Regions from separate parts of the Homo sapiens genome. Here region 2 is linked to region 1. The links are chromatin contacts, found by Hi-C or POLR2A ChIA-PET in ENCODE. All regions are on one chromosome and are shown on one strand. Each heading gives the region's core, a stretch centred on a gene start or an enhancer-like site at or near the end of the contact. The rest is flanking DNA. Distances are from core to core; before and after follow the strand shown. Region 1 overlaps SDK2 (sidekick cell adhesion molecule 2). Region 2 holds the start of TTYH2 (tweety family member 2).

Region 1 (4,960 bases), core at 628-3,127:
AGCGCCTTAAAGAGAAAGCAAGCAGCTGTCAGGCAGGAATCTCTTCCAATGTGTCCACTCCTCTCTAGAATGTGGCCTCCTTCCCACGGCCAGAGGGCCTGGGCCATTCAGGTGGCCAGAAAGGATACAGCCAGTTACAGACTCTTACATGCTGCCTCTTAAACCCACACGGAATCGAAGTCTGGGCTCATCAGGAAACAGGGAGCCGATGAGGGCCTTTGAGAAGGGGGAGGCAATTGACGAAAGAAGACATTTAGCAAGACGAGAATTGGACGGCTGTCTGCAGGGTGGATGGAAAGGTACGGCTGGACCAGAGGGGTCAGTTCGGAATCTGTTACTGTAATCCAGGCATGTGCTAATGCAGAGGAGTACCAGGAACACATGAGACTTGACAGGACCTGGCAACCAGCACCTCCTTCCCCGGCATTCGCTTCCCCTGTCGGAGATGATGCTGGAAAGCTCAAAGGTCCCACAAGAAGCACAGCAGCAACTTGAAGCTGACTTTGCTCGTTGCCAAGACCCGCACCACCTGCTGTGCAACACCATTGCTCTGCCCCGTCTGGCTCTGGGCTGCTCCTTCAGACCCTGGCCTAAGTAGTCTTTAACAGGGCACACCTGGGGAAAATACAGGTTAGTGACTCTAAGTCTTCAACACACCCTGAGAATGACCCTGGGTGGCAGACGCACCTGATTGTGTGTTCTGAGGTGGGGAATCTGGGCATGGCCAACCCGGAGAGTCACTCCTTGTCTATGAGAAACATCCGAGCCCTGGGCCCATCCAGAACATGGGCTGTGCATGGAATTGAGGCCCTGAGTTTTGGGTTAACTGAAGGTTGCCAGGTAGAGGTTGTTAAGGGTAGAGTGTTAAGTGGCCATGCTATGTAAACTGGTATGCCCTTTCCAAATGGTTGCTGTTTTCCTGCCCAGACTGCCACCACCGGACTGTAGGAAGGCGGACATCTTATCCAGCTAGCTGTCATTGAACTATTTATTTGTTTATGTTTATTTATTTATTTTTGGGACAGAGTTTCGCTCTTGTTGCCCAGGCTGGGGTGCAGTTGCATGATCTCGGCTCACTGCAACCTCCACCTCCCAGGTTCAAGTGATTCTCCTGCCTCAGCCTCCTGAGTAGCTGGGACTACAGGCGCCTGCCACTACACCTGGCTAATTTTTGTACTTTTAGTAGAGACAGGGTTTCGCCATGTTGGCCAGGCTGGTCTCAAACTCCTGACCTCTGGTGATCCACCTGCCTTGGCCTCCCAAAGTTTGGATTACAGGTGTGAGCCACCGCACCCGGTCTTAACTGTTTCTATATGTAAGGCATTTCTCCTGTCCAGACAGCTGCCACTGGACCCTCCCCTGGATGTAAGCCCCTAATAAAACCCTATGTCTCCTTTGCTGGCGCCGGGTCTCTTCTTCAGCTTCTCGAACCTGGTGCCTTCCCTATTGAGGTTAACAGGGTTTCAGCACAACACCTGCCCTGAGCTCTCTGCTCCCCCGGCCACCAGCACACTCTTCCGGGACGCCACAGTGGGGTTGCCAGATTTAGCAAAAACACAAACACAGGATGTTCGGTTACACTTGAACTTCCCTTCAGACCCAAGGCTGTTAGAGTTGGGGTTTGCAACAGTGCAAACCTGTAGGACGTGTAGAATACTCTCGCAAATTGGGGAATGCTGGTGCTCAAAGATGAAGCAATGTTTATCTGAGGTCCAAATTTACTTGGGTATCCTGTCTCTTATCTGGCACCCTATCTACTTGGAGATGCAGGTTTACAAGAACTAGGACATGGCATGGCGAAAGGTATGAGAGGACACAAGGAGACCTGGTCCCCATCCAGCACCCCCTACTCATGCAGGCACATGACTGAGCTTTGCGGAGATGCTTATCTGTGGGGTGGGGCAATACCAGAGGGCAGCCATCACGCGGCTGTCAGGAAGCCTCCTCATCTTCAAAGAGCATCAAGCACTAAAACGGTAAGAGTGGCCAGGTCTGGAGTGCAGCGGAGACTCGAGGAGAGATAAAAGGCTGCCAAGAGCACACCCAGCCTCTCTGGGGACGTGGGGTACGTGCTATGAATGCACCTTGCAGTTTCTCACCCACATGAGGGGGGAGTTGATCTCTGCGGTCCCCTTCAGCTTAAAAACCTCATGCTGATCCCAGGCTTCCGGACTTCATCTGTCAATAACGATGAATGCAGGGAACTGCAGCCTGTCTACCAGTAGCCCTTGCACCACAGAAAAAGGAAGGTAAATCCACAACTGGAAGAAAGCATCATGGGCTGCAGGCCACAGCCATGCCTCCGTGGGCCTGGCACTGTACACTTCTTGGAAAGATCTAGGCCTCTCGGCCCCCATCATGCCGAAATTAGAGGCTGGCTCCGTGTGGCTGCATTGCACCTGCCAGCAGGGTTACACCTGTATGATCAGAAATGTGTAAGAGCAGATTTTACTGGACTAATAAAAATTAAAATGACCAAAATGGAGTCAGAACCCAGCCAAAGAGGGAGTGTGGGAGGGAAAGAGTCTCCAGCTTTTTATTTTTTAAGCAGGCCAACCACATGGAGGTGGGGACGACTTCTTCCCCATGCCCCCGGCAGCACCTCCAGCCATCTGTCCCCACCACCTCCTGGCCTGGTTAGCTGGCTTCCAGAAATGTGACTGTCTGGAGTCTAACCGGGGCACACCAGGAGCTGTCACCCTGAGTCAAGCCTGGGGCATGAAGACAGGAAGAGAGGGCCGGGGAAGCGCGAGGACAGGGACCTTGGTGGCTGGCTGAGGATGCTCAGATGACGGGAAGACGGAACAGTCAGGCACACCCTGGCGGCTCCCCATTTCCGGAAGGAGGACAGGAACGGAGGTCCAGGGAGAGCCTATTGTAACCACCGTGCGTGACACCAAGAGCTTTGGGGAATCTACGGAATCAAAGAGTCACAGACACATGGCCTGGCCACATGCCCGTCTCCCAAGCATATTTCAGGGTTTAACCTCAGCTCACCCCGGTAATGCTGTGTTTGCAGCGCATGGGGGTGTCCGTAGCTCGCCGGTGTCACAGGATCACCCCAGAGTGGTGTGGGACGTACACTTGGAGTTCAGCCGGTCCAGCCAGCTCATTCCCCATTCGAGGCCCAGGGAGGGTTGGGTGGGGGGGATTGTTTCTAAGCTTACCGCGCAAATGCCGTCCCTCCTCCTCCTCCCCACCCCAGCTCCTGCTGCAGGTCTTCCCTCGACAGGCTGGGTACCCCACCCCACCCTCTGCCTACGTCTGTGCCACTGGGGGGCTGTGTTCAGTGTGGATGTGGGGCTCTGTGGTCCTTCTGTCATCCCTGGATCCAGAGTTACTCCTGGGGGCCCAGACACCTCTGTAATTCAAGTTGCTGGGCTACTGTGAGGCCCAAAACGTTTGTGGGGAGCAGAGAATGAAGGAGCCTCAGCACCCACTCCCTATCCTGGCCACAAGAGCATCCTTCCTCCTCATTGTGCAGGAAACCCCCACCCAAAGGAACAGAGATGGGGTGTGGGGGGCTTCCCCCAGAGACCATGAGGCATGCGCTCTGGGCCCTGGGGTAACCTGGACAACATTTGCCTCTAAGGGACCAGGAGTGGCCCAGGACAATAGACCCAGAGGCAGAACACCTAGCTTGGAAGGGCCAGAGCCCCCCAGGGAAGGAGCAGATGGTACCTCAAGCTGAACCCCTTCTCTGCAGTGCCCCCCCAAAGTGTGCCACTCACATGTTTACTGATCAGATTTGGGGTTTCTGACATGCAGTAATCGGATCACGGAAGGTGTTAACTGGATTAGGCAGAAGGCTTCCAGGAGACACCAGCTGAAAGTGGCTATTAAATAACACAGGGGCCTGGGCGGCAGGGCTGAGGGGACCCTGCTTCCTCAGCCCTCTTCTTCTTTTGTCCCTGGCTCCTCACTTACCCTCCTTGGCCATATCTCACTGTCCGTCCTTCTTTGAGCACTGGCCATGTGGCCGAGTCTGTGTTGGACAATTTGGTTGCATTATCTCCTTTAATCCCCACAGGGAATTTACAAGGTAGGTTTCAACCTCCCCATGTAACAGAAGGGAAAACAGAGGCTTGGAGGTTAAGAAAATGGCCCCACAACCCACAGCAATAAATATGTCTGGAATTCCAATCCAGCTTTATCTAATATCGTTTCCAACTCAAAAACTGTTTCCCCAAACCTGGTCATGTCAGGCCTCCCAACGTCTGGGAGCCAGCAGGTGGTTCACTCTGGCCAGCCTCTGAGGCTGAGTGTTGGACAGCGGGAAGGCGGCATTGATGGGGATTCGTGGGCTGTAGGGGAAGGTCAGCCACTGGACAGCTCCCTCGACCCTTGACCCCCTCAGGCTGGGGTGCTGGCCTTCCCCCGGGCAGCAGCTGAGGGCCTGAGTCTCATGTCCTCAGACTGCTCCAGATCAGATGGTCTCAAGCCCTTCTCCTGAGTATAAAGATGCCCTTCCCTCCCCCAGTGCTGCTCCCTAAGACCCTAGAGGCAAGAACTTGGTTGCTCCCCTGGAAAGTGTTGGTGGTGGGGATGAGGAGATGGGAAGAGAGGGAGGGGGAGAGAGAGAGAGAGAATATATTAGATATCACAGAAGCAAGCTGGAGTCCCAGCAATGTGCTTGCTCCTGCAAGACTCCCTGCCTGCCTCATGATGGGACAATGAACACACACACACACAACACATACAAATACACACAGAACACACAGAAATACACCCATAGCACACATATGCACACATACATGTAATACATAGCACACATATGCACACAAATACATGCACAAATACAAATACATGCAGCACAGATGCACACAAATACACTTAGCACATATGCACACACACAAATATACAGCACATATCCACACACAAATACACACAGCACACAGACACACATACAAATGCACACATAGCACACACATGCACACATGCAAATACACACAGCACATAC
Region 2 (4,960 bases), core at 737-3,236, 620 kb after region 1:
GCCTAGGAGGCAGGCCCTTCCCACCTGGGGGGCCTCTGAGGGCAGGGGCTGTAAAAGCAGCTACCAGAAGAGTCCACTTTCCCCAGCAACTGCAGGGACTGAGTCAGAGACCAAGACCTTTTAAAAGGAGGTTTTCACCCAAAGAAGTTCCCTCCCCTGCCGCAGTCTCCAAGCTGATCGCCTGGCTCCTGCAGTTCTCCGGCTCCCTGTCCTGTTCTGGAACTTGCTTGCTTCCCCTTCCACTGGCCTTAGTCCCTGATCTCACAGGGTCCTGTTCCTTCTGCACAGAGGCCTCCCCCAGCACCCCCCTCTTTGACTCCCGATCATCCTTCAGCTCATGTCACTGTCCTTTGGGAAACAACCCTGACGCCCACCTTCCATCCCCTCTCCCTACAGCAGGGACTCTGACATTTCACAAGGCCTGCAATCGCTGTTTGCAGGATACAAGTCCACCTCACCTCGCCTACTAGGCTGTAGACGCCATGCAGGCGGGAACGTGTGTTTTATCCATTACTGTATCCTCTAGAACAGAGAACGTGCTCAAGAAAATTTGTTGAAAGACACCCCAATGAGAGAAGAATGGCTGTTTCCAGCCTTCCGGGCCCCTCAGCTTTGGGCTCCTGCAGGGCCCCAGAACCGTGGGATCACGGCCACGAGGAGAGGCCCCGAGGCCAGGACTTCCTCTAATGGACACAGGGCCTTTGAGCACCGGGTGACTGGGGCCCCACTCCCCAGCAGCCATATGTGTTTGCGAGCGTTTTCAGTCGGTCCGCATCCACCCGGTCCCTTCAGCCAGAACCCTAGGAGCCCCGCCCCGTCCTCCCGGGGCTCCTTTCTCACCCGCGTCCCTGCCGCGGTGGATACGCACCCCTCAGGCTGGCTGCCCAGCGCGGTTTCCACGCCCAATCTGCCGCGACCCCATCACTCCACCGCACCTACCCCTGACTCCTGCTTGTCCTGCAGCCTGGGCTCCTCCCTCCGCTGGCCAAGTCACGCCAAGCAGTTTGCGGTTACAGGACGGGTGGGGGCCTCTGCATATGTGCAGAGTACGGAGGGCCCAGGGACGCGAGGCTCCCCGATGGGCAACCTCCCCTGCCTTTGCTTTTCCCCAGAGCCCCCTCCTGGCCTGCGTTCGGCATCTTCTCGGGTCGTCATCGCCCTCTGCGGTGCCTGCGCTCGGGGTGAGGGTTTTTGTCGGCTTTTGTTACATCACCGATGTAACAGTGCCTGGACGTAGTAGGTGCTCAATAAATATGTTGTTGAATGCGCTTCAGTCTCCCCGAATGCTTGTCCCTTCCGGGCGCTCTCATCGCTCTCCTACCTTCCCCGCTACACAGCTCGAAGGTCCCCTCCTCCGGGAAGCTCACCCTGTCCCACTTGCCAGGAAGAATCAAGCAAATTTTCTGAGTGAGACACCTTGTCCTCACTCAGGCGTCCTGCAGGCGGCTTCAGCGAGTTGTTGGGGCAGATGCGCCGGGAGCTCCCGAGGGCAGGGACGGCGTCTTATTTCTCTTTTTAAGTCCACAGGGCTTGCACAATAGATGCCCAAAAAATGAGAGTGAATTTAGAATGAGTGACCGAGTGGCTGAAGATTGCCTCCTTCCTTTCCCAGTCTGTCGGTTACTTACCCTGTGACAAGCCCTTGGGACGGGCAGTCGCCCCTCTCTGGCCTATGACTGCTGGCTGCCCCCACTGACACCTTATACCCTTGATCTGATCATAAATAAGAAGCAGCCCGGGGACCTCGAGACTGAAACTGATTTAGAGACTTCTGGGAGCTTTTTTCACTTCCCTCCTCCCATCCGGCCAGGACAGATCCCCGCCCAGAAAGGGGCTGTTGACTGCAGCGGGCTGCGCGCCCAGAACTGGGACTGGGATCGCGGCGGGGCGGGGCGGGCGCGGGCCCAGGGAGAGGCGGGGCCGGGGGCGGGGCGGGCACGGGGCCCCGGCCGGGAGGTGAGCGCAGCTGTCGTTCAGCTTGTGGGTAGCACTCGGGCCGAGCCATGCAGGCGGCGCGCGTGGACTACATCGCTCCCTGGTGGGTCGTGTGGCTGCACAGCGTCCCGCACGTCGGCCTGCGCCTGCAGCCCGTGAACAGCACCTTCAGCCCCGGCGACGAGAGTTACCAGGAGGTAAGTTTACGCCGCCCCAGACCGCAGCCACGCGCGCCCCAAGTCCCCGCACTACCCCCTCTCCCCTCGAGAGCCTGCACTTTCCCACGTGCCTCTCAGACCCCTTCTCTCCCCGCGCAGCCCTTTCCCGTCTCCCCTCTCCCCTTTTCCCCCACCCTCCCAGGCCCGTGGCCCGCGTCCCCTCCTGTCTGGGAACCTGGGGGCCGGGAAAACTGAAGAGATCAGAGTGAAGCGAGCGTGGGGAAGGGGAGGAAGGGCGCAAGACCGCCTGCGGGGTGAGGGGCTGAACGCTGAGCGGGCAGGGCGGCGCGGGGGAGGGGTAAGGACAGGGGCATTCGTCTCGGGGTAATCCTGGCGCGCGAGGTGCGGGGATGCTGAGGGGTGCCCCGAAGTTTTCGACCGTCTGAGATTCCAAGATGGGGCGCTCTCTTTCCGGGGCTGAGTGGCCTAGGAAAGTTTGGCAGAAACTGAGTAGAGTCTCCCGAGTCGGTCTTCGCAGCACCCCTCCTCCCCAGCCCCGGCCTGCAGGGTGGGAGTCTCAGCTGGAAGGCTGCAGGGCTTGGGGAAGCGGTGTGGGTCACTTCCCCTCTAGCGCAGAGAACCCACAGCTGCTTGCGCTTGTTCCAGGGAAGGAAGGTGGCCTCCGTCAGCCCATCTCACACTGTTGTCCTGAGGACCCCCTTGCATTGACAGTCAGCTTCTCTGTGTCCCCTGGTCCTAGACTGGCCCATTCCTGTTCCCCCACGCCCCTCTCTCTACCTCACACCTTTAAGCCCTGAATTTCTGGCCTAGGGCAGTCACTCCCGGCTTCCCCGCCCTTTCCCTACTCTGCTGACCCTTGGCAGGATTCTGCACCCCACAAACAGGGCCAGGGCTCCCCAGACCTCCCTGCCCAGACAAACAAAGCTGCAGAATCTCCCAGCCCGTCTCAGGTCTGGTCACGCCTGCTCTGGCCCCGGGAGCCCACCTGTATCAGTTCCTTGTGTTGGGTCAAAGATTCTGGGGCCAGTGGACCAGGATGAGGTCCATTTATTCAGAGCCAGGCGCCCATCTCAGGACTTTGGCCCCCGGCGGCCTCTCCCTGTGTCAAGTTCTCCAGATATGGGACAGATCAGGGCAAAGCAGGGCCTCTTGGAGGGAATCCTGATCCAGTGTGAGGTGCCCAAGCGCCAGTGACAGGGAGTCTAATAATAACCCCTGACGACCCGGCTGCCATCAGGCCCAGGCAGATGGTGCCTGCCCTACCAGAGGGAGGGGAGCATCAGGACCCCTTCCTGGGGTTCAGTGGGCACTCAGGAGCAAGACGGCAGTCGGTGGACCCACCCCCCTCCCCCAGAGCCCAGCCTGTGGGAGTCTGTGTTCCCTGAGAATGTGGCTGCCTGGGGATAGCTCCAGGGAATCTTCCTCTCCCAGAGAATGCATGAAAAGAGGCGGATATGATTTCAGAAACAGCCGTGTGTGTGTGTGTGTGTGTGTGTGTGTGTGTGTCCCCATCCCAAACCCTGTGCCCCACATCCCACACCCGGGGTCTCCAGCCATAGTTTTCTCCTCTCCACTGGAGGAAATCTAAACTTTTCATTGGGTCAAGAAGACCCCTAGGTGGGGGTAGGGATGGTAAGGGGACTCCCTCACCCTGATGGCCCCAGAGACAGTTCCTATCAGCCCAACAGCTGTGGCTGGTGGATCCTGGGCCTGCCCACAGCCCCCTCAGTCCCATGGGCAGGTGGCAGTTGAGCCAGATGAACCTACCTCCAGCCTCTGCCCCTCCTCCCAGGATTCTGGCCCCGGCTCACTTTGTGCTGGGCATCAAATGGTTCCAGAGGGTGTCCCTTCCCATCGGCCACTGCTCCTGGGCAGCTGACACCAGCCCTGCCCACTGGCTCCTGGTCCCGCTCACCCCCTCACCACCACTCAGATCGCTGAGTAGGAGATGAGCGTGGTGGGCCAGGACCGGAAGTCTGGCTCTGGGTGTTATTTAAGGTGGCTCCTGTTTTTGGTAAGTTCCCCTGTTGTGACCACAGGTCTCTCCTGGATGTCTTCTTTCCTCCTGAGCACCAGTCACTAACAGAGTCAGGTGGACCGTCGGTCATCCCAGTCTTCAGCAAGCTTGACTGGAGCAAGTGCTATGCCAGGCGTGGGGTGACCGTGGTAACCAAGGCAGCAGGTCTTCAGGAGAAATTGCTGGGGATTTTCTGCGGCTGGGCTCTGGGCGCAGTGCTATGGCAGACACCAAGCAGTTTGAGGTGGGGCTCTGCCCTCCAGTTGGCTGGGGTGGATTCCCAGTTCTTTCCATGTGTGACCACGGGTAGGTGTCTTAACCTCTCTGAGCCTTGTTCCCTTCATCTGCAAGAATTAGATGAGATATTCCACATATCATGCCTAGTACAGAGAGTCCCATAGCACATAACAGGAGCCAGTGACACAGATCATTCAATGGAGTGGCTGAGAGGTTCAGGAGTGTGTCTCAGGACAGTACCCTGCTGGGGAATGGAGAGGAAGGAGATCTCTTCCACAGACTCTGATTGGGGGAGACTGAACAAAACGCCTGCAGAAAGGGCTTCAGCTCATGCCCCACATGTTCAAATGCACAGTGCTGGCTGTGTGGGGTGTGGGGGGTGGGTGCGTGTGCATCAGAGACTAAGCAAGGATGGAAACAGGCAGGTGCTGGCCTTAGGATGTGGGTGGTGCGGGGGATCTCAAAGGCAAGGGGGTTCTTGGAAGTGCAGAGATGGTGAAGAGCAGGTCACCTGGTGAGCTGGGATTTCCTGAGCAAGTTCAGTGTTCCAGAACCTTCCTGAGGAAGTAGGGGCTCTCACTCACTTTCTGGG

Evidence for each region. A loop is a pair of places that touch in the nucleus more often than their neighbours do. ChIA-PET counts read pairs that join two places held with the same protein, here RNA polymerase II (POLR2A). Pooled maps may share reads with other maps.
Region 2: a map of OCI-LY7 shows a loop between it and region 1 (5-fold over the local background). The contact joins the promoter of TTYH2 here to the enhancer-like site in region 1. A Hi-C loop is called at or near these places in 2 of 168 maps with a recorded cell type or tissue (Calu3 and OCI-LY7) and 1 of 50 pooled maps. POLR2A ChIA-PET finds 5 or more read pairs at or near these places in 4 of 52 experiments (GM12878, activated CD4-positive, alpha-beta T cell, naive thymus-derived CD4-positive, alpha-beta T cell and 1 more).

What each region holds. Positions count from the first base shown.
Region 1 is chr17:73,589,919-73,594,878 of GRCh38, forward strand. The region is part of intron 1 of SDK2 (sidekick cell adhesion molecule 2); the gene reads right to left. Among named protein-coding and RNA genes, the nearest start is that of SDK2, 52 kb to the right of the region's middle. RefSeq lists an enhancer at 1-491. Within about 2 kb of position 1,878, at least 7 of the 41 ENCODE cell types and tissues checked have a DNase peak (open chromatin) inside an H3K27ac peak, as active enhancers do; they include GM12878 and OCI-LY7, where a contact is called at or near this core.
Region 2 is chr17:74,211,585-74,216,544 of GRCh38, forward strand. It overlaps TTYH2 (tweety family member 2), which reads left to right and starts at 1,987. Exons shown (of 14, transcript NM_032646.6): 1 at 1,987-2,132. The coding sequence starts at 2,004. It overlaps MGC16275 (a long non-coding RNA gene), which reads right to left and starts at 1,737. Exons shown (of 2, transcript NR_026914.1): 1 at 940-1,737; 2 at 1-98. RefSeq lists a silencer at 1,864-2,023 and an enhancer at 4,282-4,331.